Linked DNA regions of Mus musculus: all the other regions are linked to region 2. The links are chromatin loops, found by intact Hi-C in ENCODE. Cell type or tissue: heart. All regions are shown on one strand. Each heading gives the region's core, and the rest is flanking DNA. Links, peaks and the distances in the headings are about the cores only.

The links. A loop is a pair of places that touch in the nucleus more often than their neighbours do. Peaks named below come from ENCODE experiments on the same cell type or tissue, not always from the same donor. Only the 100,000 strongest peaks of a DNase experiment are listed, where the experiment ranks them.
Region 1: a loop joins it to region 2, with 2.7 times the contacts of the local background. A loop is called at or near these places in 2 of 42 quality-filtered maps.
Region 3: it touches region 2 in a loop (1.9-fold over the local background); 2 of 42 quality-filtered maps call a loop at or near these places.

The regions. Positions count from the first base shown.
Region 1 is chr10:118,762,012-118,769,584 of GRCm38, reverse strand. All of the region lies in intron 1 of Gm33439 (a long non-coding RNA gene), which reads right to left. Among named protein-coding and RNA genes, the nearest start is that of Gm33439, 19 kb to the right of the region's middle. In heart, for the core only: no CTCF peak of the experiment used is centred there; a DNase peak (open chromatin) is centred at 3,404; H3K27ac peaks cover 1,795 bases.
Region 2 is chr10:118,588,694-118,596,266 of GRCm38, reverse strand. No RefSeq gene overlaps it. Among named protein-coding and RNA genes, the nearest start is that of Ifngas1, 36 kb to the right of the region's middle. In heart, for the core only: a CTCF peak has its summit at 3,444 (motif pointing left); a DNase peak (open chromatin) is centred at 3,446.
Region 3 is chr10:118,711,909-118,719,481 of GRCm38, reverse strand. It overlaps Gm33337 (predicted gene, 33337), which reads left to right and starts at 3,756. Exons shown (of 2, transcript NR_155867.1): 1 at 3,756-3,881; 2 at 4,900-5,001. It overlaps LOC115485728 (a long non-coding RNA gene), which reads left to right. Exons shown (of 4, transcript XR_003948963.1): 4 at 780-3,056. In heart, for the core only: no CTCF peak of the experiment used is centred there; no DNase peak of the experiment used is centred there; H3K27ac peaks cover 1,303 bases.

The sequences.
Region 1 (7,573 bases), core at 1,389-6,388, 170 kb before region 2:
TCATCTATCATCTATCTATCTATCATCTATCTATCTATCTATCTATCTATCTATCTATCTATCTATATCTATTATCTATCTATGTATCTATGTATCTATCTATCATCTATCTATTTATCTATCTATCTAATATATCATCTATCTATTGATTGATCTATGTATCTATGCCTACCTATAAATCTATCATCTATATATCTATTATCTATCATCTATCTACTCATCTATCTATATCTATCATTTATCTAGCTATTTAATCTATCATCTAGCTATCATATCTATCTACATATCTATACCTATCTATAAATCTATCTAATGTATCTAGGTATCTGTTTATCATCTGTACCTATCTATCATGCATTATCTATCTATGAATCTATGTATCTATGTATCTACCTATCTATTGGTTGATCTATCTATGCTTATCTATAAATTTATCTATTATCTATATCTATATCTATCATTTATCTAGCTATCTAGTATATCATCTATCCATCATATCTATCTAATGTATCTATGTCTACCTATAAATCTATCAAATGTATCTATCTATCTAATGTATCTAGATATCTATTTATAATCTGTATCTATCTATCCCTGCATTATCTATCTATGAATCTATGTATCTATCTACCATCTATCTATCATGCATGTGTATGCCCATGATGTGTGCATAGTCGACTTGAAAGCACCGTTTTCTCTTCTGGTGTGTGGGTCCTAGGTATAGAACTCAGATTATCAAGCTTGGAAACAAGCACTTTTACCCACTGAACCATTTTGTGAGTCCATTAAGCAGCTTTTAAAAAAGATTTATTCTATTTTTATTTCTCTCTCTCTCTCTCTCTCTCTCTCTCTCTCTCTCTCTCTCTCTCTCTCTCTCTCTCTCTCTCTCTCTCTGTGTGTGTGTGTGTGTGTGTGTGTGTGTGTGTGTGTGTGTGTGTGTGTATGTGTGTCTGGGTGTAAGTATGTATATGTGAGTCTGTGTATCCATGGAGACCAGCAGGGGGCATCTGATCCCCTAGAGCTAGAGTTATAGGCACTTGGGAAGTACTTGACATGGGTCCCAGAAACCAAACTCTAGTCCTCTGATGGAGCAGCAAGTGCTCTTAAACACCAAGCTGTCTCTCCAGTCCCTACATTCCTAAACTATTTGCAAGAACCTCTATGTCATATTTACTTCAGAAATGCATCATGAGTGTTGTGTGACTGTTTCAAGGAGACTTACTGTAACAATTGGAAATTTCTAATGCATCCACATACCATTCAGCCCTCTTCTCAAACAGGAAGTTAATGTTTTGACAGATTCACTTTTTGTGAATTGCTGATGGTACCAGGATTTTGAAGACCAGGCAGCTCTGTGGCAGAGCAGTCTGGAATCTTTCCCACCCGTGGAATCTTCAGAAGTGTCTTCTTTCGCCACGTCTAGCCCAGTATCCTTTATTTTGCTCTTCTTCATGTTGTTCTCCTTCTTCCGTGACGCCGGGACATCCATCTGTCTCTTCAGCTCTCAAGTCACTGTCTGCTGAGTGCCGATGTCATCACAGATGGCTTTCTTCTGCCTTCTTCATCCATCTCCTTCCTTCACACTTCCCCATTGTGGCTGAGAGGGGACATATTCTTCTCAATGTCACACCCTCAGTGACATAGTCCTCAACCCTTATTCTCCTGATTCTACACAGAAGAGTGTCACCCCCACAGCCTGTCTCCTCAGTGTACTTTTCTGTCACACTTACTTCGTGTTTCTAGCCTTCAGCCCTAATCTAAAATTTCCCAGCACATATTCCATGGAGCATAGGACTGGCCTAGCAATTATCTATAGAAAAAGGAATCTGCGGTCAAACTGGTTTCTGAAAAGCTAAATTTAAAGCAATTCTTTAGAGTGAGACTTTCCGAAGCTGCCAGTCTGCCATGAATAGCAGAATCTTCAAGAGCTGGGAAAGATGCTCTGAAAATATTCCGCCAAAGAATTTTTCACTCATTTCCCCCGAACATAGAAATAATTCTTCTTCCTCTTCCTCTTTCTTCCTCTTATTCCTCTTCCTCCTCTTCTTCCTCCTCCTCCTCTTCTTCTTCTTCTTCTCTTCTTCTTCTTCTTCTTCTTCTTCTTCTCCCTGCCCCTTCCTCTCCCCCTCTCCCCCTCCCTCTCACTCTCTCTCTGTGCATGTGTGCATGTGTGTGTATGTGTGTGTGTGTGTGTGTGTGTGTGTGTGTGTGTGTGCATGTGTGTGTGGGGTACACTTTGAAAAATGCAGCTCATGTCCATTAGAAAAATAATTATCAGAGAATATTCTTCATATAGGAGACAGGTTCTGGATAGCAAGCTTCATTCATCCCCTGCAAGAAGAAGCTGAGGCAAAGAAATGACGTGTGTCAAGGATCTCTTCCTTTGCAATGAACTCTGGGTGGGATACTTCAGTAGCATGAACAAGAATTAGAACTGTAAAAATACGTGTTTACATTCCGCATCTTATCTGATTCATGTGCGCCTCTTAACACCATGAGGCTGACACTATTCTCGGATTTTTCTAGGTGCTAAACACTAGTTCCAAAGTTCACCTGCAATAACGGCCAGCTAGTTAGCAGCAGACCTTGAACTCCTGCTCATATGTGAAGCAAAGGTGAGACCAATCTCCTTCATATTAACAAGTACATAACCATCAGCCAACCTCCCTTACACACAGCAGCGAGAATGGCTTTTTTCCTAACACAAAAAGGGTTAGAAATGAAAGCTAAGACCATTGGGGTGGGGGATGGGGGGAGAGAAGCAGACAAGGGCCTGAATGTGGCCACATGATTGTTTATATCCCTATCCAAGGGAAAAGCATGGGAGGGTCACATCGAGAATAGCTCAGTGTCCAATATCAGCACCAGTATGAGCTCTGCTAGAGGTAGAGATTGGGAAATGTCCTCACATATCCCAATCATTTATTTTCTGTTGTAAATGCAAAATTCTCAGTAAGAGTTTACAGCAGAATGGCAACCTATTTAAGGAAAAGAGAGATTCTGTAACTTCTTAGGACATGGATAAGAGAGAGCAGATTCTTTTACATAAAGCATGTTGTGGGAGTCATGTTGCCATCACAGAGATCTTGTTCCCTGTAGCGGTAGATTCCCTCCTCCTGTTTATTTATTTGACCACATTCTGTTTTTCTAGCTGTTTGAGTTGAACTTCTGTGCTACCGGCTGATAACAGATCCAGGCCTGAGCAGGGCAGGCAGGGCTGTCAGTCGCCTCACATAACCTTAGCTGATAGACTTTGAGAGTCATGTTTTGAGTTCTTATCCTGAGTTCAATATGCCTGGGATTAGTCTCTGAATCACACAGCCTTTTACGACTGCTGTGGCAGCCTAGGCACACAAGGGGCTTCCCCTAGGCAGGCCACAAGTTCCTTGTTGTGACAGGCACTCTGTTTTGAAAGGCATTCGCTTCTGAGTGCAGACTGTTTACTATCTGTTATCCTTAAAAGGCCCTTGCCTAGATTCTGCTTAAGACTGGACCGTGATCTGTGCACCTGACACGACTGGCTGAAGTTTGCCCTGTGTGTACAGGAAAACACACACCCTCCCTGGTACAAATTCCAACCTTATCAAGTACTATCAGCGTCACCTCATGTGAGTTACTCAAGCGTCCTGGCCTTTGTCCCCCTCACCCATAGAGAGGGTACACTCTAAGGCCCCCTTCACAGGAGGGAGGTTATTTATTAGGAGTGGTCCATTCCCCCTCCCCGGTCTGAGGAGGACTTAGGGGCTATGCCGATATTGATTAGTGTGTTTTTCACAACTTGCAGCTAGTTGAACAGTGAGGACATTTATGGCCTCATAGGAGATGAAGTCTAGAGTCAGGAGCTCTGTGGCTCCTACAATCTAATGAGGGCCTCAACGGTTCAGCTTCCGTTTTCTGTCTCTGCATAGCTGTGTACCCAGAGGAGTTCGTCAGCAGTAACTCCTCTCCTTGGTGATGAAGCCACGGATACCAAGGTGCTGTTCATCTCCCTCTGGATTCTGGGAGAGTCTTCTCTCTGGTTTCTGGAACCCCAGTTCTTTCTGTTGCTTTGTTCAGACGAACTAAAATTAGGCCATTCTCTTGACTGGTAATTTTAACTGAAGGTGCTGGCTGTTTTGATGTTTCTGAACCACCATAGTGAACAAAATACCACGATTGCCCCGGCCTCATCAGGGCTCTTTCGAATATTACTGAAGGTATCTATCTAGTAAGGAGAGAGTGTCGTGAATGTTAAGAATAAGACTGCATCACATGGGCGCTGGGGAGATTGTTTTGTGATGTGTTTGCATTGCATACACACTATGGGATGAGTTTGGATCCCCAGCAATATATAAACGCCATGCCTACCAGTGTACAGTGGAATCCCAGATATGCAGATCTGCCTAGCAGCATCAGTATGCAAGCCAATGCCAGTGTGGGTGGGGACCAGCAAGAATCCCTGCCAGCAAATCAGTGTTTCTGAACCTTCTTAACGCTGCGATCCTTTAATACAGTTCCTTATGTTGAGGTGACCCCCGGCCATAAAACCATTTTCGTTGCTACTTCCTAATGGTAGTTTTGCTGCTGTTATGACTTGTAATGTAAATATCTGATGTGCAGGATATGTGGTATTTGACCCCTGTGCAAGGGTTGTTCAAAGCCCAAAGGAAAGTTGAAGCCCTTAAGTTGAGGACCATTGGTCAAGATGAAGAGCTAAAGGCAATAAAAACTGTTAAGAGAGAGAGAACTAGCATTCACCACAAATAAACTCCCTAAATAGTTATCCAAACTCAAATGTTCAGCCTTAAAATGCGCGCGCGCGCGCGCGCACACACACACACACACGCACACACACACACACACACACACACACACATTATATCTATATCTAATCTATATATCTCTTTTTTATCTATATCTATCTTTTTGTCTATCTTATCTATCCATCAATCAACTATCTATCATCTACCTATCTGTCCTATCTATCTATCTATCTATCTATCTATCTATCTATCTATCTATCTATAATCTATCTATAATTTAACTATCTATCTCATATATATCTTTATAACCAACACTAAATGGACCTAGCAGGTTGCATCTATACACTTATTTTCATATGCACATGTGCCTAACAATAATAATTTAAAAATAAGAGGCCATGAATTTGAAAAAGGAGTGGGGGTCATGGAAGGGGTTGGAAGGGGGACAGGTATAGGGATAAATAATGTGATACTATTTTAATTAAATAAAACAAGAAAAAAAAACAGTTACCTGTTGCGTGTAGTTTTAGCTCCTGGGGGAGGTGCACTACCAGCCACCCGCCCAGGGTCTCTTTGGATCCACCGATGAAAGACACACACACACACACACACACACACACACACACACACACACACTGCTTTATCTTTAACATGTCTTACTGGCTCAGTGGCTAGGCACTTCTAAGCCTTCCTCGGCTAGCATGCCCATGCCCTTCCCTATGGTACTCCTGGCTAAACCCCTTCCAAATGTACCTTTAACTTTGCTTCCTGGTTACTGTCTGTGATGCCCAAGACGCTTCTGGACTGCCGTTCCGTGGGCCTCTTTCCCTTTCCGCCTACATTTTATATGATCTCCCCTGCAATTCTGAGTCTGTTCTCTCTCTCTCCCTCAAGAATCTCAATTTCCTCTCTCTCCCTTTGTCTTAGCCTGAGCAACTCTAAGGGTCCCGCCCTGTCTCCCTTTTCCCAGCCATTGGCCACTGGCATCTTGATTGACAGATCAAAAACTAACTGGGGACAAGGACCTTCAGCGTTGGTAGTCGATTCCCGATTCAATTAAAGCATCAAAACCACTCCCCTGTGATTACTGTAGTAGAGACAAAGGAAACATTGTGGAAAGCCATTGATTAAGACACCCGACATTGACCTCTAGCCTCCATACACATGCACACATGTGTCCACAAATACCTGCACACATGTGCACCAGCACCTGCGGGCACACACACAAGACTGCAGAGTTGTTTTAAAAGCCAAAGCCTTAGTTCATATTCCTGCTTGATGATTATCAGTGAGTTTATCATTTCTCAGCTTCGGTTTATTTATCTAAAGACGAGAACCACAAACAAGCCTGTCTTTTTTGTCTGTTTTCGAGGACTCAGGCAAGGAAAACCTGTGAAGTTCTTAGAGCTGCTTTGTTGTGTGATTAGAAATGTGGGCTTACTCTCTCCACAGTTTAGTTCCCCTCCCCCATTCTTGGATTCCCACCATGGAACCCCCTGGAGTCTGGTTGGCTGAGTCACATAGGGATATTTTATGTCCCTTTTACGTTGTACCTCTGTCTAGTCAGCTGCTCATGGAGGGAAAGCTGGATTAGCTTCCGAAATGGTCCCATCAACTTTAGACTTTTGCAGTCCCAGCCTGTGGTTCTGCCAGAGTGTGATGTTAATTTGGGATGTCAACTGGACTGAATTAAGAGACACCCAGGTTAAGCATTCATTGTTCTCGAATCTCCACAGGCGCGGAACGCACTCATTTACAGCCAAAAGGGCCACCAGTTGGCTTCTCATTTGATTGGAATGATTGGGCTTGCCCAGGAGCCTTGCATGGCAGTCTATGGGAGTAGGAAGATCTATCGTCAGTGTGAACAGACACCATCTAATCAACTAGTGGTCCAACTTCAATACAAAGATAGAGGAGTGATGGCTTTTTGCTTTTTTTCTCCTGGGGACAGGGTACCTATTTTTCCTGTCATCAGGCATCAGGACTACAGGTTCTCCGGCATTTGGACTCCAGCATTTGCATCGGAAGGCTGCTATGGTAACCAGGATTTTAGGGAGTTACACTAATTCAGTGGTTCCCATCTTCCTAACGCTGCCACCCTTTAGTACAGTCCCTCATGCTGTTGTGACCCCCAACCATAAAATTTTATCGTTGTTAATTCATAACTGTAATTTTGCCACTATTATGAGTCACAGTGTAAATGTCCGATATGCAGGCTACTTGATATGCGACCCCCAAAGGAATCCTGGCCCACAGGTTGAGGACCGCTGCACTAGTATCCTGCACGGCTGTGACATCTCCAGATGTGTACTGACTGGGCTCTGTTTCCAGCTTCGCTAGCCTGCTAACTGTCAGACAGCCTGCCTGGGGCTTCTCAGCCTCCAGGACCAAAGAAGATAATTCCCTCCCCTTACTGACAGTCCTGTCTGTCTAGAGAACACCGACTAAAGCAAAAACTAATTTATAGTTTGATAATTTTCCTGGTAATCAAGAAACAGCGAATAACAAATAAAGGACAGCTGAGGGGGCCACCAGAAGTCTGTATCACTAAAATTGAAAAATTTATGATGATTCTAACAGCTGAGATACCTCCTATCAAAATTGATCATTGGTGTTAGGCATTTGCTGACTACCCCAAACACTACTACACTACTACTACTACTACTACTACTACTACTACTACTACTACTACTACTACTACGTTGTTCAGTATCTTGTTTCTTCTCAGAGACTGTGGGTTAATGTTTATACGTTCTCAGATGCATTTAAGTTTCTTCTGTAACCAATCTCCAGAAATATTAAGCAGACGCACTTTACTTTTAATCTATCCA
Region 2 (7,573 bases), core at 952-5,951:
TGGGAAGAGGAATTTGAAAGATTGAACTCCCTGGGACTAAGATAAGCTAGGTGTCCTCAAAAGAGCAAGCAGCGAGCTAGCAGCCTGGACGGGGAAGTACGTTGCTGTCTCCAGTCTTAGAGGTGTGGCCTGGTGAGGGTTCGCGGAACAGAACTTCAGTTGTGAGTGTTGTTTTCTGTTGTAACCTATGAGCATTGTCAACACAGCAGTGCCGGGTAATGTTCATCTCCTCACGTCTCCTAAAATGGAATATTTGTTAGCAGATCAGAAAAAAAGCATTAGTAACTATAGCATGCTTTATAGATTAACTATGGTCAACTTTTTTCTCAGACCTTTCAAATTGCTCATATAATTAATTGTCCTTGAACCGGGGTCACGTGGAAACCTCAATAAAAGCACAAAGCCTTCTCCTTCCAGGTAGTTGTAATCTCGTAGGTTTTAAGAAGAATCTGTGTTTTATCATTCTTACAGATAATTTTGACGTAGGCCAAACTTTGCTACTGACTGGGTTAGAGGCACCCGAAGATAGTCATTTTGATTTGTTCTAATAACTTTATCCATTAGATTAAAAGGGAGGGGACACCAACCGGTTATCTAACACCAAATCTTCAGCTCTGAAACTATCCAAACATAGACGAGACATGCTATATTTGGAAGTATAGATGTATGTATATATACATTGTTTGTGTAATAACAATTAATCTTAAATGGGGGCCATGAATTTGAAAGAGAGCAAGGAGGGCTATATGAAGAGGTTTGGGGGAGAAAGGGGATGGGGGAAATGATATAATTATATTGTAATATCAGAAAGAAAAGTAAAAGAACTAGAAGATATGCCTGAACAGCGAATCAGTTTTACAAATCTTACTTGTGCATATATGAGTGCATGTATGGGCCTGTGTATGGGTGTGTGTTATGAGTGTGTGTGTGAGTACATTCATGAGTGTGTGTATGAGTGTATATGGGTGTGTGTATGAATGCATATATGAGTATGCATATGTGTGTGGGGGCCTGTGTATTGGTGTGTGTATGAGTGTGTGTATAAGAGCACATATGAGTGTGTGTGTATGAGTGTGTATGAGTGGATGTATGAGTGTGTGTATGGGTGTGTGTATGAGTATATGTGTATGTATGAGTGTATATGCATTTGTGTATGTATGTGTATGAGTGTATATGGGTGTTTGTATGGTGTGTGTGTGGGTATGTATGAGTGTGTGCATGGGTGTGTGTTTGGGTGTTTGTATGGTGTATGTATGAGTGTGTGTGTGAGTATGTGTATATGTGTGTATGAGTGTGTGTATGGGCATGGGTATGAATGTGTATGGGTGTACGTGTATGAGTGTTTAGGGGTGTGTGTATGAGTGTATAGGGTTGTGTGCATGAGTGCATGTATGGAGATGTGTATGAGTGTTTAGGAGTGTGTGCATGGGTGTGTGTTTGGGTGTTTGTATGGTGTATGTATGAGTGTGTGTGTGAGTATGTGTATATGTGTGCATGAGTGTGTGTATAGGCATGGGTATGAATGTGTATGGGTGTATGTGTATGAGTGTTTAGGGGTGTGTGTATGGGTGTATGGTTTGTGTGCATGTATGGAGATGTGTATGAGTGTGTGCATGAGTGCATGTATGAGTGTGTATATGAATATATGTAGGAGTGCATTATGGGTGCATGTATGGGCACATGTATGGGCGTGTGTATAAGTGTGTATGGGGGGTCAGCTCTCAGAAGTCTGACCTCTCGTTTCACCATGGGTCTCAGGGATCGAGCTCAGGCCGTCAGGCTTATGCAGCAAACGATTTTACCCAGTGAGTCCCTTGGCCAGCCTACAAACCTTCCCTTTAAACATAGAGATGTAGACACACCTTGTGTCCCTTCAGGATCCCATTTGGCTAAGTCATGAAGTAGAAACTTGAAAACCTAACTCTGCAGATGTTAGAGTCTAGGTTTGAAGTGCCACAATCCTGTAAAACCCTGCCTGGAAACCAAATCCTTGCTCTCTCATGGCGACCAAGTTTTCTTTGGTTCCTAGCTTTTAACAAAAGAACTCGAGATTTGAAGCCCTTCTAATTAATTGTCCATTTCTTGAGGGATGGAGCCTGTCCTATGAACACCTCCTCCCTCCTCTAGCAACACAGTAACAGCTTTGCAATAAGCACTATATAAATGTATCTTAATTTTCACTAGTTTGTAAATTTCTAATTTATACTCATTTTTAAAAATTAAGGACGCCGATGAAATGTAAATGTAATTACTGTTAACAGTTTGAAAGACTGGTGTGTATTTGCAAGTGTATTAAACTCTTTGGGAAAAAAAGATGTTTTCTAATCTCAAGTTATTTCTCTCAGGGTTGGGAAAATGCTGCAATTTGCTTCGAAATAGACTCCCAAGTGTTGATTTAGCATCTTTCATAAATACAATCCCCACGCCTCTGCTGTGTAACTGCTTGTAAATAGATTGGCAATGGATGTATAATAAACAGCTCTCTTTACAAACATCTGAAGACACCATTCAAATACACCAACACACGAGACAAAACTACACATCAGTTTGGTGAATACTTAATTATCCTTCCTAAGTACCTACTACTATGAGACACAAATACTTTGCTTCCTGCTGACATAACATGAAGCCATGGGAGGCAGGAGGCCAGCAACGGTGCCCTGACTGGCCAGAGCCTTCAGGAATATAAGAACAATAATCAGTGTGCCAGCAGCAACCCAACTGAGCAAGGGCTTCTACAGTGGTCTCTGTCCTTCATGAAGTCACAGTCTAGAGAAGTCAGAGGCACTGAAAGTCATTTGTTGTAAAAGCTGGGAAAGGCCACATAGCTATGTATTGGAAAGAGAGAGAGAGAGAGAGAGAGAGAGAGAGAGAGAACTGCCTGTGGTCAGGCTTAAGAGACCAGAAATATTTTGAAGAATAAGCAAGGAGTTCACCCAACAATGACTCTGTAGGCAGGGGTTCGGTCTACTGAGCTGGGTTTTCAGATAGTTCAGGATACCTCAGCGTGTGCTCTGAAACAGCTCAACAAGAAAACATATGTGCCAATGAAGGACTGAGCAGAGGAGCCAGTCTCAGCAGAAGCCAAGAGTCCAGTCAATACTCTTAGACCATATAAAATCTCGTTCCGCTCATGGAAATACAGGCAGCAGGGTGCCCCGCTTAATAGAACAGAGGGATGGAAGCATCCATAAAATAAGATTTATTCATTTTCCCTAGTAAGGGCCGAACCTCTTTGTGTGTTCTTGTTAATTTATAAACTTTCCAATTCATAGTCCAAGGACCCATCCCGCTGTTTTCAAATAACCGTTAGAGATAATCTTCGGGGTTTTATTTAGACCATATGACCTTAATTTTTATTTCTGCTTCACTCAGCGCAATGCTACTTATTTGCTGAAGTCCTAAATTAGACATCCAATTAGATTACTTACCGACACCTAGTGGCGAAGATCGGAACTGAGGGCTATTGCAAAGGTGGCCCTTGTGTGTCTAGCCATCCCACGTTGGTCCAAGGTAGCGTTGGCATTTCAGTTTCTCTCTTTTCACCCATCTCATCCTAATGATGCTCAAGTTAATCCACACCGGCCTTTTGGCTTTAAAAATACAACTTTATAGAGAAATGAGGCCAAAGGAGAAAAAGAAAGGACAAGAGAATTGATCGTCTGCGGGTTAGATCCACTTAGAAGACAAAGTCAACAATGGGGCTTTAAAAATTATTTATCAGGCATATCCATACCAAGAAACAGACTGAAAGGTAAACTGCTCGATTGATACTTAAATTCTATCTTTTCCACTTATATTTTGTTTTGTTTTGTTTTTGTTTGTTTGTTTTGTTTCATTTCAGAGACAGGGTTTCTCTGTGTCTTGGAACGCAAACTATAGACCAGGCTGGCTTCTAACTCAGAGATCCACAAGCCTCTGCCTCCCAAGTGCCCGGATTAAAGGTGTGCACCATCACACCTGGCTAGATTTGAAAGATTAGAGTGAGCATGTTTAAGGTAACTGAAAGCCAAGACGTAGCTAAGTTTAGATTTTGTTTAAAGAGACCGTGCGGCTGTCATCTAGTGTGAAGAATCTTTCTAGTTTCTCAATTTCTGATCCCTCCAACACTCACCTATTTGCTTTATGATGTCTACTTGTTTTTCCTGCTAAAGACATCAACTGAGATGGGAGCATTAATCTACAAGTTAGAGTGTTCTGAAAAAGAGGCCGAGGACTTGCTCTCCCAGCATGATGGTCTTAACAATCCACCTAACCAACCAAAGAAGCAAAACCATAAAGGAAAGTGGCAGTTAAGCCATGTTATTAATTAATTAATTAACTATGTAAAACAAAACAGCAAACTCACTAGGAGATGCTGGGGGACCTTTCACACCTTAGAGTCGGAAGCCATCTTAGACAAACACCACCCATGAGTCTGGGGAAAACACAAAATAAAAACAATACGGAGAAGCAGGATTCTACATAAAAGCCAAAACAGATGTTGGGAGCTACAGACAAGAGAGCCCTAATCCTCAACAGGAGTTGGTTTGCCAACATTGTATAATCCAGCACATTCACCAAGACATGGCGTTCACCACATATGGGCTGAGCCCCTTTAAGACCCAAGCTCTGCTGGGCGGTCATTCAAAACAAAAAAAGCTACTTGCTCCTTGGAGGTAGATTCCATAGGTAGTGGTGTGACACAGTGGTTGGGATTCTTAGGTCCAAATACGAGAACTTTAAGAGAACCCTTTCATCCCTGAGTCTAGCCAGCTCCCTTGCAAGTGTTCTTTCCTATGTCTGAACTGCCAGCATATATATATATATATATATATACACACACACACACACACACACACACACACACACACACACACACACATACACACACACACATATATATATATATACACATACACATATACACACAAACACACATATACACATACACGTACATATACATACACACACATACACACATATACACATATACATGTACACACATATATGCATATGCGCATATACACATACATATACCCATATACACACATATATACATATATAAACATACATGTATACACATATAAACATATATATACATATACACATATATACGTATATACATACATATACATATACACACATATACATATACATAAACATGCATGTATACACATATATACACACATATATACATCCTATACATATACAACTACATATACATGTACATATACATATAGTCTTTGACTACCAGTCCCGTCGATTTCGCTATCAGCTGAGAGTTTAGTAAGCACCATGCTAATGCGTGTTTCAGGGAAGAAGCAATTAGTAGGATGCAGGTCCTCCCCTCTACCTGCTCACCATCTCAAGAAGAAGAAAAAAACAAGCACGGAATGAAATTCTTATAATGTTTTCTAGTGAATGGCATGCCAGAGGAGACTCGGGATTCTGAGGAGCACAAAGTAGGTGATGCTTGGGAGAACTATTGTGGATCCTTAAACCTATACAAAGGTTCTTGTTCTAGCAGCACCACATAGTGCTGCTGCCAAACTATAGATGTAGCAAAGTCCTGCCTTGTCTGGCCTCAGTGGGAGAGGGTGAGCCTAATCCTGTAGAGACTTGATGCCCCAGGGAAGGGGGATGCCTGGGAGGGAGGGGAGCACCTTCTCAGAAGTGAAGGGGGTGGGATAAGGTGAAGAACTCTGGGAGGGGGACGAGAGGGGGGCAACATTTGGGATGTAAATTAACAAAATAATTAATTTAAATATAATAAAAAGCTTCACACATATATTTCTTTAATGTATTATACTTGATGTCATATGTTTTAACATTACAAATATCTGTAAATTATTAGCAGACCACAAATTTGTCTTTTAAATTTTTTTGCTCACTGAACATAATCAGGTAATTTGACATTAAGTTGTCTTAGGGTTTTACTGCTGTGAACAGACACCATGACCAAGGCAACTCTTATAAGGACAACATTTCATTGGGGCTGGCTTGCAGGTTCAGAGGTTCAGTCCATTATCATCAAAGTGGGAACATGGCAGCATCCAGGCAGGCATGGTTCAGGAGAAGCTGAGAGTTCTACATCTTATCTGAAGGCTGCCAGCAGAATACTGGCTACCAGGCAGCTAGGACTAGAGAGGGTCTTAAATCCCACACCCACAGTGACACTTTCTCCAAAAAGGCCACACCTCTTAATAGTGCTACTCCTTGGGCCAAGCATATTCAAACCATGAAGTAGATGAAATTTTAACTTGAAGTCAATTTGCCTTGTTTATTTTTTCGAATATTGTAGAAAAACTGCCATTGATTGCTTTCTTCTATGTGAGTATACTATCTATGCTTCAGACATATTATAAATTAAACAATGACAATTAGCTTTGGGTTGATGTTTAAAAGCCCTGCTTTCAATTAGTGCATATCCCAATTAAAAAACGGGCAAATTATTTATTAAACATCTTTGTGGTCTTACAAGTGTGATCAAATCCTAAAGCAAAAAACACACCTTCAACTATATAGATGTTCCATATCAACCCTTGAATCTCTTCACCAGAGAGAGAGAATACAGTTTTCTGTTTTCAGAGTGGAGTTTTTATTATCTTTCACCATAGAGTTATTTTGAATGAAAACATACTTTGATGAATGAAGAGTATTCATTGAAGTATTTTTCAGCATCAAGGTTAACAATAACAATAAGATTTGTTAAAATTGGTGTCTAAATATGTTGTAAAAGACCTTCAGACTGGATGGGTTAGGGTGCTCGGGGGTTGATGGATGATGTAGACGTTTGATGATGTAAAGAAACTAGAATGTTCACAGGAAAAATGGGTGCAGTATTGTTGACGCTTGCTCCAAAACTCCAACTAGTCTCTGTCTTTTAAAATTTTTATTGTTATGCATTTCTTGTATAGACATGGGTTTTAGGCATCGCTTTCTCCTGTTTCACCTCTGCCTCACTGATCCTCTTACTCTCCCCAAATGGCCCTATTTCCCTGTGCTTGTGATTTGCATTCCTCTGAAGACTAAGTATGCTAGACTTTTTAAATGCATTTATTGGCTATCTGTAATTCACCCATTGGTCTGTTTAATTTTCCCTTAGTCTTTGCATTAGTTTGGTTCTGTGGGGTGGTCGTTCTTTAGTTCTGTATGCGTCAGAGAAGCAAACCCAGTCAGATGTTTAGCTGATTCTCCTATTCTACGACACTCATCTTCCAAGTCTGAGTTACCCGACTTAGCAAAACATTTTCCAGTTCTATTCACTTTCCTTCTAATTTCACAATTTCAGTTTTATTTTCAGGTGAATAAAATTCCAGTGCATGTGGATCACATGTTCATTATCACATGTTCATTATCACATGTTCGTTATCACATGTTTGTCTATTGATGGACATCCAGGCTGATTTCATTGCCTTGTTATTGTCAAGGAACAGCAATGAACATGGATGTGCTACTCTGTCTATGATTGGATATAGAATCCTTTGGGCATAGGCATACTGGAGTGGTTGGCTCATATTTTTAACCATTTGAGAACCTTATATACTTGTTTCCAAAGTATCTGTACCAGTTTAAACTCCCACTCCATCAG
Region 3 (7,573 bases), core at 1,389-6,388, 120 kb before region 2:
GCTGAGAATAGGATGCAGGCAGTCTGATGACTGACGTCATACCATAGCCCCTTAGTGCGGTGCATCCTGTCTGTGTGTTTATGCTTTGTTCCCCTGACTCCTGCAGTAAATAGTTCAGAAAAGTAGATGGGAGGCAGCTACCGAAGCTGCAAGGGGTAGAAAACAGTGCATGGAGAGGGGAGAAGGAAAGGGAGGGCCGGAATAAAACTCGGATCTGGAAGTAAAGAAGATGCACATTCCTGTAGTGTGAAGTTCTCAGCAGCCAGCCTGAAAATGGTCATCCCAATACAGATGCAGATACTCACAGCCAACCATCTGACTGAGCCCAGGACCCCAGTGGAATTGCTCGGGGAAGGACTGAAGGAGCTGAAAGGAATTGAAACCTCATAAGAAGAACAATATCCACTAACCGAACCACCCAGAGCTCCCGGGGACTAAACCACTAACCAGAGTACACATGGAGGGATCCATGACTCCAGCTGCCTATGTAGCAGAGGATGGCTTTATCTGACATCAGTGGGAGGGCAGGCCCTTGGTCCTGTGGAGGTTTGATGCCCCAGTGTAGGGGGATGCTAGAGTCACCACTAGTGGGTGAGAGGGTGCACCCGCATAGAGACAAAGGGGATGGGGTATCAGATGGGATGGGATAGGGGGTTGTGGAGGGGTAGCCAGGAAGAGGAATATCATTTGAAATGTAAACGAATAAAAAGAAAGAAAAGGAAATGGCCATCTTCATGATGCTGTGTGCTTAAGCTAAGAGTATTGTGCTTATTCAACAGAAACACGGGTCCCCTCTCTGCAAGGAAGCCGAGCCCAAGCGTCTTCCTCAAAGTGACTATCAGACACAACTGAGTAAAGGCACCAGCCTCCTCGATGCCAGTGAAGTAACAACCGCCACGGGCCACCATGAGATCATATCAAGAGTACACACATCTGACATACACCCATCATGGCATACTAACTTGCCTAGCCATGGATATTCACCAGCCATTCTCCCTCCTCCTTCCATCTGGTGTCTTCAGACTGGAGATAAACGAAACTCAACAACAATATCCAGGCCATCGTGAGTGTCTAACGGAACACTGGCAGCGAGGTGGTTAACTTTAAAGTTAGAGGAGGAACAGAGGCCGGGAGAACGTGACTGTGACCCAAGAATAGATTAAGAAATCAAGCTGTGTCCCACTCCTAGCATCCTAACAAATGAAGGAGTTCGAAATAGTCTCATAGTGGGTTGCAAATGGCAAACACAAGCTTTGTTTTAGATGTTCAGTTACTTGTATGTTTATGGGTGTCTCTGTAAGACATTTGTGCCTAAAACAATGGTTTGAATTGTGCCAAAAGGTAATTGGTTTGGTTATGTTTACAAAAGAGGGTATTTTTGTTCAGTGTGTTCAGAATTAATTGTAAGGTGGGTAAAGATTAAAAGGCAACGCTGTGGCCACATCTGATAAATATTCTTAGAGGACACAGGACTAAGGATCCAGGGGGAAAATTCACTACAGTTGCTGAAGAAAGACTGCATGAAGGAGATGGTTTTGGATTGCATGTGGACAAGATGGATAAGAATATAGGCCATATTGCTAGGGCATAGACTAGCACAAAAAGATGTGGGTAACCCTCTGTGGTTTCTATGGCAACACCACTTAACTTGGTACAGTATGAAGCCCTTACACTTCAGGATGAAAAACAAAAAGTTGTTTGTTTGTTTTTTTTTCTGAGACTCTCATATATTATGTTGTTTACTTAGCATGCATTCTCCATGAGGTATGAAACATTTCTTATCCAGCTTGGCTAATGAAGATGATAGATACCTGGTCCAACATAACCCTTTCATTATTTTGTATTTTCAATGTTCATATTAAGATGTTAATATGGGATACGGGCATTAGAGTACAAAAATGGCATCTTACTCCTGTATGTGTTCATTTTCCTTCATTTTGGGGATCCCTAAAGAGTCCCCATATTTCTATCTGGAACACTGAAAACATTTCTTATCCCAAGGTATCATAACTCACAGGGTTAATTAGCACCCCGTGTAGGTGCAGGCAGCTCGCAGATTTATAACCTCTGTCTAGACTTCTCCTCTCAGTTATTTAGGCTTGGGGATTTATTTGCCTACTTAGGTATGTTAAAGACATCTCACCATCCGCAGGTCATAAATCAAAACCATGAGATGAGAGCTTAGAGAAGAGGTTCCCCAGTGCTGTATTCATCACAACACATGACTGAAAGTCTCTCATTTTTCTCCTCTTCTGAGTTGGATTCATCACCAGGTTATAATGATTTTACAGGCAGACAGGTCTTGGATCCTCCATCATCACCTGTATCTCCATCATCACCTGTACCTAGTCAAACCATCAATGGCGTCTCTCCTGAGCCACTATTTAAAAACCCACAATGATCTATCAACATCTACTGTCTCTCTCTCTCTCTCTCTTTAGTAGGCCATTTCCTAGACCATAGCCAGAGTTAGAACTTTGAAATTTGAGTTTAAAATATTTCAGTGGTTTCCTGATATACTTGGGACAGAAATAAAACTCTTCAGCATGCCGGATCAATCAAAACGCACACTGCAGAAGGTTTCACTGAAATAACTTCCCGAAGCAACTGTTGCCTAGGTGGGAGGAGATGGACGGGTATCAACAAGGTACAGTGGGCCAGCCGCTGGTGGCCAACTGTGAAGTTCCTTTCCCAAGCCCAGGTCAGAGAAGAGGGTGGGAAAGGAGCTGGGGGTGGGAAAAGATCAAAGTCATTGGAACCACTGCCAGGACAACTGTCCGGCAGGAAGACATGCCCGGGTGGCTTTCCTCTCCTACCTTCTAATTGCCTCATGGTTCCTTCTACTGACTAAATGAAGCTAGAAGCCACAGGCAGAAGAGCCAAGTGATAAATCATGGCGTTAGCCTTCGGGAACAAAGGACAGAAAGGGGAACTCCAATCTGTTTCTCTAGTACACAATCACTTCCTCGACCATACATCCCAGGGAAATAACATTATTGTCTAAATCTTCTAGATTCATTTTTTAATACTTCAAATAAACCTTATTAGTGAAAAAATTCTGTAACTCTCACTTCTCCCTCAGCTGCTTATTGAAGAGAGTCACTGAGTTGTTTGGAAGAGATGCTTCAGTATTTATGTATGTGTGGATGTCCACGGACTATATTTATAACTAAGGCAACAGTTTTGATTGGATCAAAGGGTAACTAATTTGGCTACAGTTACAGAATTGGGCTTCCAAATCTGGGTCATGTAGGCTTGGATTTTTTCAAAACCTACTTTAATTGGGGTTCTTTAATGCTTTAACCTCTCTTCTAGACCGCCTGCCAGAGACAGGGAAAAAAGGAAAGTTAATAGGAAATGGGGTCTTTAGACCTGTGTAGAAGTAGTCCTTTGGGGGAGATCCCAGTCTTTCTTGTCAGCATATCAGCAGTTCAGTCCAAAATACCAAACACCAATCAGTAGCAGCCTAATTGCAGTCTAATCGGCAAACACCAAACTCAAATCAGTAACTGCACCTCGATCCAGAAGAAACCACCGAAGTGGTTTCCATCGAATGGGCACGAGTCTGCAGAGATGGCAAGAAGCAGCCAGAATATCAAGAAATTCTTTGGCGAGTTCCTCTCTATGAAGTCACAAGTGAAGATCAGTGACCTGTGCAAGGCGGAGAACCAACCCAAGAGCCTCCTCACTCTGTCTGTGGGGTTATATTTATATTCTTTGTAAACATCATGCATCTCTCACGTGTCTGCTTCTGCAAGACATCACCTGACATACCTGAGTCTCCAAAGAGACTCACTTCATGGTCATTTATAAAACAAACAAACAAAAGAGATGGAATTTTTCCACAGTGACTGGAAAGTACAAGACCAGGAAACCAACAGGTATAACTTCCTGATAATTGTTGTCTTTCTGCTTTCAAAAACAGTGCTTCTTCAGCTCTCAAACATCACCTAAAACTCTCTTGGAGGATTGGCATTACTGTGGGGGGGGCAGTGGAACCTCAAGGTGGTAGAGCTAGGTAGAAGGATGTTGGGCCACCAGGAGTGTGCAGTTCTGGGGTTATTGGTGTCTAGCCTCTTTTCCTCTCTGGCTGTTATGATATGAGCTGTTTTGATCTGTCATGGGCTCTCTGCTATGCTGATCAGCCACCTCACCACAGGCCCACGCAAGGGGACCAAACACAAGGACCAAAGTGTCTATAGCCATGTTCCAAGATAAAGGTTAATTCCTTTAGGCTGGTTATCTTAGGTATCATGGTACAGCCATGCAACGCTGAGCAGGAAGGGCCCTTGTTGCTTGCTCTCTTGATCGAGGAGCAGGGAGTCCCCTTGAGTGGAAGGTACCAGAACTGAGGTAGCTTTCTAAGGGTCTCCTCTCCACCCACAGGAAGAACCTCTGTTACCCAAACATCTTGAGAACTCACCACTTCTCAAGACCATCTTATTTTCCCACAAACACTTAAACTGGAACTTTGGAGGGCCATGCTCAAACAGCAGTAGCCCTGATGCAAATGATTGGCATTCCTCTGTTACCATCCTCAGGATCCCGGAGAACAGGCATTGCTTAAAGCAGAAGGCAGGGATAAGTTTGTGAGAAAAACAAAGCAAGAAAAATGGATGAAAAAAGATCCTCGGGCTGGCCTCACACAGTGTGGCCCGTCAATCACGTAATTATCTAGACATATGCAGCCACCTCTCCTAGCTTCCTGGTGGCTGTTTCCCCTGGTCCTGCCATTCCAAATATAGACTTGTGGAGGTTAGTGCCAGTAGAGCCTTTGCTGTCTGAAAGTCAAGCTTTGTTCTTATTTTTAGAAAACCTTGGGAGGCTTCTTCTACCTTTGCTTTCTGTGTCTCCTGAACTCTCTTGAAATGACACACTTTACAGAAATTGGTCTTACAGGTGTTCCGTGCAGCTGTGGCGGATTCGAGGTGGCGCCGCGGGTTCCTCATGGATGACAGCAGAAGCTGTTAGGACGGAGACGGGGTCTCCGTGACTTCCCCTGCTCACTGACTCTTAGAGGTTCACAGTTTCCAGGATGAAATTGGGCATGCGCCCGGTGTTTACTTTCTACTTTGCTGTCTCAGACTCCTCCCTCTCTCTTGCCCTCCCCCTCGCTCTCGCCCTCCCCCTCCCTCCTCCCCCCTCCCCGCAATAATAAAGTCACCTCGTCTGTGGGTAGATCTGTGGAAAGGAACAACACAGACAGCTGGCGTGACTGTCGCAAGTGTCCAGGGCAAACCTGTGGTTTGGGAGGCATCTGTGTTTTATGTGGGTTGGAAACAGGCTGTTTATTTCCCATCTGTAGAGACGGGCATAGCAACAATGGAAATTTATGCCTCTAGAAAGCCTGGCTACACATTAAGTCACAGGGTGCTGAATGCATCGGGTCGGGGCTGGGGGGGGGGGGGGGGGGAGAGGAGGCAGTAATCGCTGGCCAGGCCACCTCTGCCAGGGCTGCATCTCTTATTTATTTCCAATCTTCCCTCAGAAGGAAGATAAAGCCCCATGTTTCGTACAATTGAACCAGACTAAATAGTTCTGTGTCCAGACTTCACTGTCTTTGATTTTGATATCATGAAAATAAGTTATGCTCAATCCTATGTGCTTGGGTCGACCATTCCATCGATGCCCCATTTCAAATACTTACCTAGCTCTCTGCCCTCACACACATGGTGGTAGGTAGACTTGGATGACTCTGGACTCCATTGTCTAATGGAGAATTAAAAAAAAAAAACGAACAAGGATAATAAATAAGAGGTATGGTACGAAAGAAGTTAGTAGGTGATACAGTGTGTGGGGTGAGCTCTCATTTTCTCGGAAGAGGATATTTCTAGAAAAGAAGTAGCTTTTTATCAGAAGGCTTATACAAAGTACCTGGGCCATAAAAGACAAGGGTGGGGCTTGTTAGACATGGGTACTACAAAAGAAAAAATTGAAGGGAAAGAGGAAAGAGAGAGACAGACAGAAAGAGAAGGAGACGGAGAGAGACAGAGACAGAGAGAGACAGAGAGACAAAGAGACAGAGACAGACAGAGAGACAGAGAGACAGAGAAATAAAGTCAGAGAGAGACAGTGAGAGACAGAGAAAGACACAGAGAGAAGAACCTGAGATCCCAAGGAGTCCAGGTCCCATGGAATCCTGTCCGTAGTGAGTCCTTGGGAAAAAGAGAGGAAGAAAAAAGCTATCTATGTTACTGGGACTACCTAAACTCAGCTTTCCATTTACAAGTGTTCATGGCCCGTGATTTTAACCGTGTAGCTTCTCTGATGCCACTGCACTTTGAACTTCCCTGACATAAAAACAGAGTGTGGTGAGTTGTTCACTATACTTCACCCGCAGGATCCTTTAGTTCGTCACCCACAGGGTGGTTGGACTAAGGCACCTCTGCTGGGGTGTGCTGTGTGTGCAGAGGACTTACAGAAGAGTGGTTGTCAGTCAGGAGAGAGATGAGAGATGGAATGTAAACCCAGCTCCGTGCTAAACACTGATGGGTAAAACTTGTTTAAAATTATTACCTATGGGACTGAATTAGCATTGGGAGCAAGTGACTGGAGAGAGATGGCCCTGAGAGAGAAGGGAGCACCCTCTTTCCTGCCCCCTCTCCCTCTACCCTTCTCTCCCTCCCTCCTCTCCCTCTCTCCTCTCTTCCTCCCCTCTCTTCCTCTCCCTCCCTCCCCCCTCTCTCCCTCCCTTCTCTCTCCCTCCCACTTCTCTCCCCCTTCTCCCTCCCCTTCTCTCCCTCCTCCCTGAAATTAGCTACTTTGTTAACGCTTGTGATCATATCCCAATCACAATCTGGATTTAAGCTGCTCCTTTTAAATTATTGTTTGTCTTTAAGAAAAATTGATTCCTCCTCCTTCTTTTCCTTCTTTTCTTCTTCTTCTTCCTCCTCCTCCTCCTCCTCCTCCTCCTCCTCCTCCTCCTCCTCCATCTTCTTCTTCAGTCCTAGTAGTCTTGAGTAGAGTATTGTAAGGAGAGACCATGGAGTCGACCAGAAAACAAGAGATGAAGTACAAATAGAACCCTTAAGAAGAAATCAGTGGTTCATAGTACCATAATTAACATAAATTAGCTGGACCATGGAACACAGAAAAATCCCCCAAAGACTTCCAGAGTTCACTGCAAGAGGGCCGTCTAGAAGCTAAGATGTTCTAGAAGCGTGCAACCCGGCAGTGGGTTAATGAGATGTAACGTGAGTAGGCAGTATAAAGGTTTCACACAGACCAGACAAGTCTTAACCTTGCTCCATATCCCACGTGAAATAAAATATATGTCACTGGGCCTCTGAAGGAAAGGTATGCTTTGCTCTCTGCTGAGTCGGCAGGAAAGAATGTTCCAGACGGCTTGCCATCTTTCCTCTGCTTCCAAAAAAGATTAAGACTGAAATAAGTCGGGCCAGAAATAAAACCATGCCCTTCCTCCCCTTCTGCCATCAGAGATTAAACAGAGGATGACCAGTCACTGCTGACTGCCATGTTCCTAGGCGAACGGAAAGTACAGAACACTGAAAAGGAGGGCTCTGGGGGCTCCCTTCACAGGACGGTGTCCACACACATAGGTCACCTCTCAGGT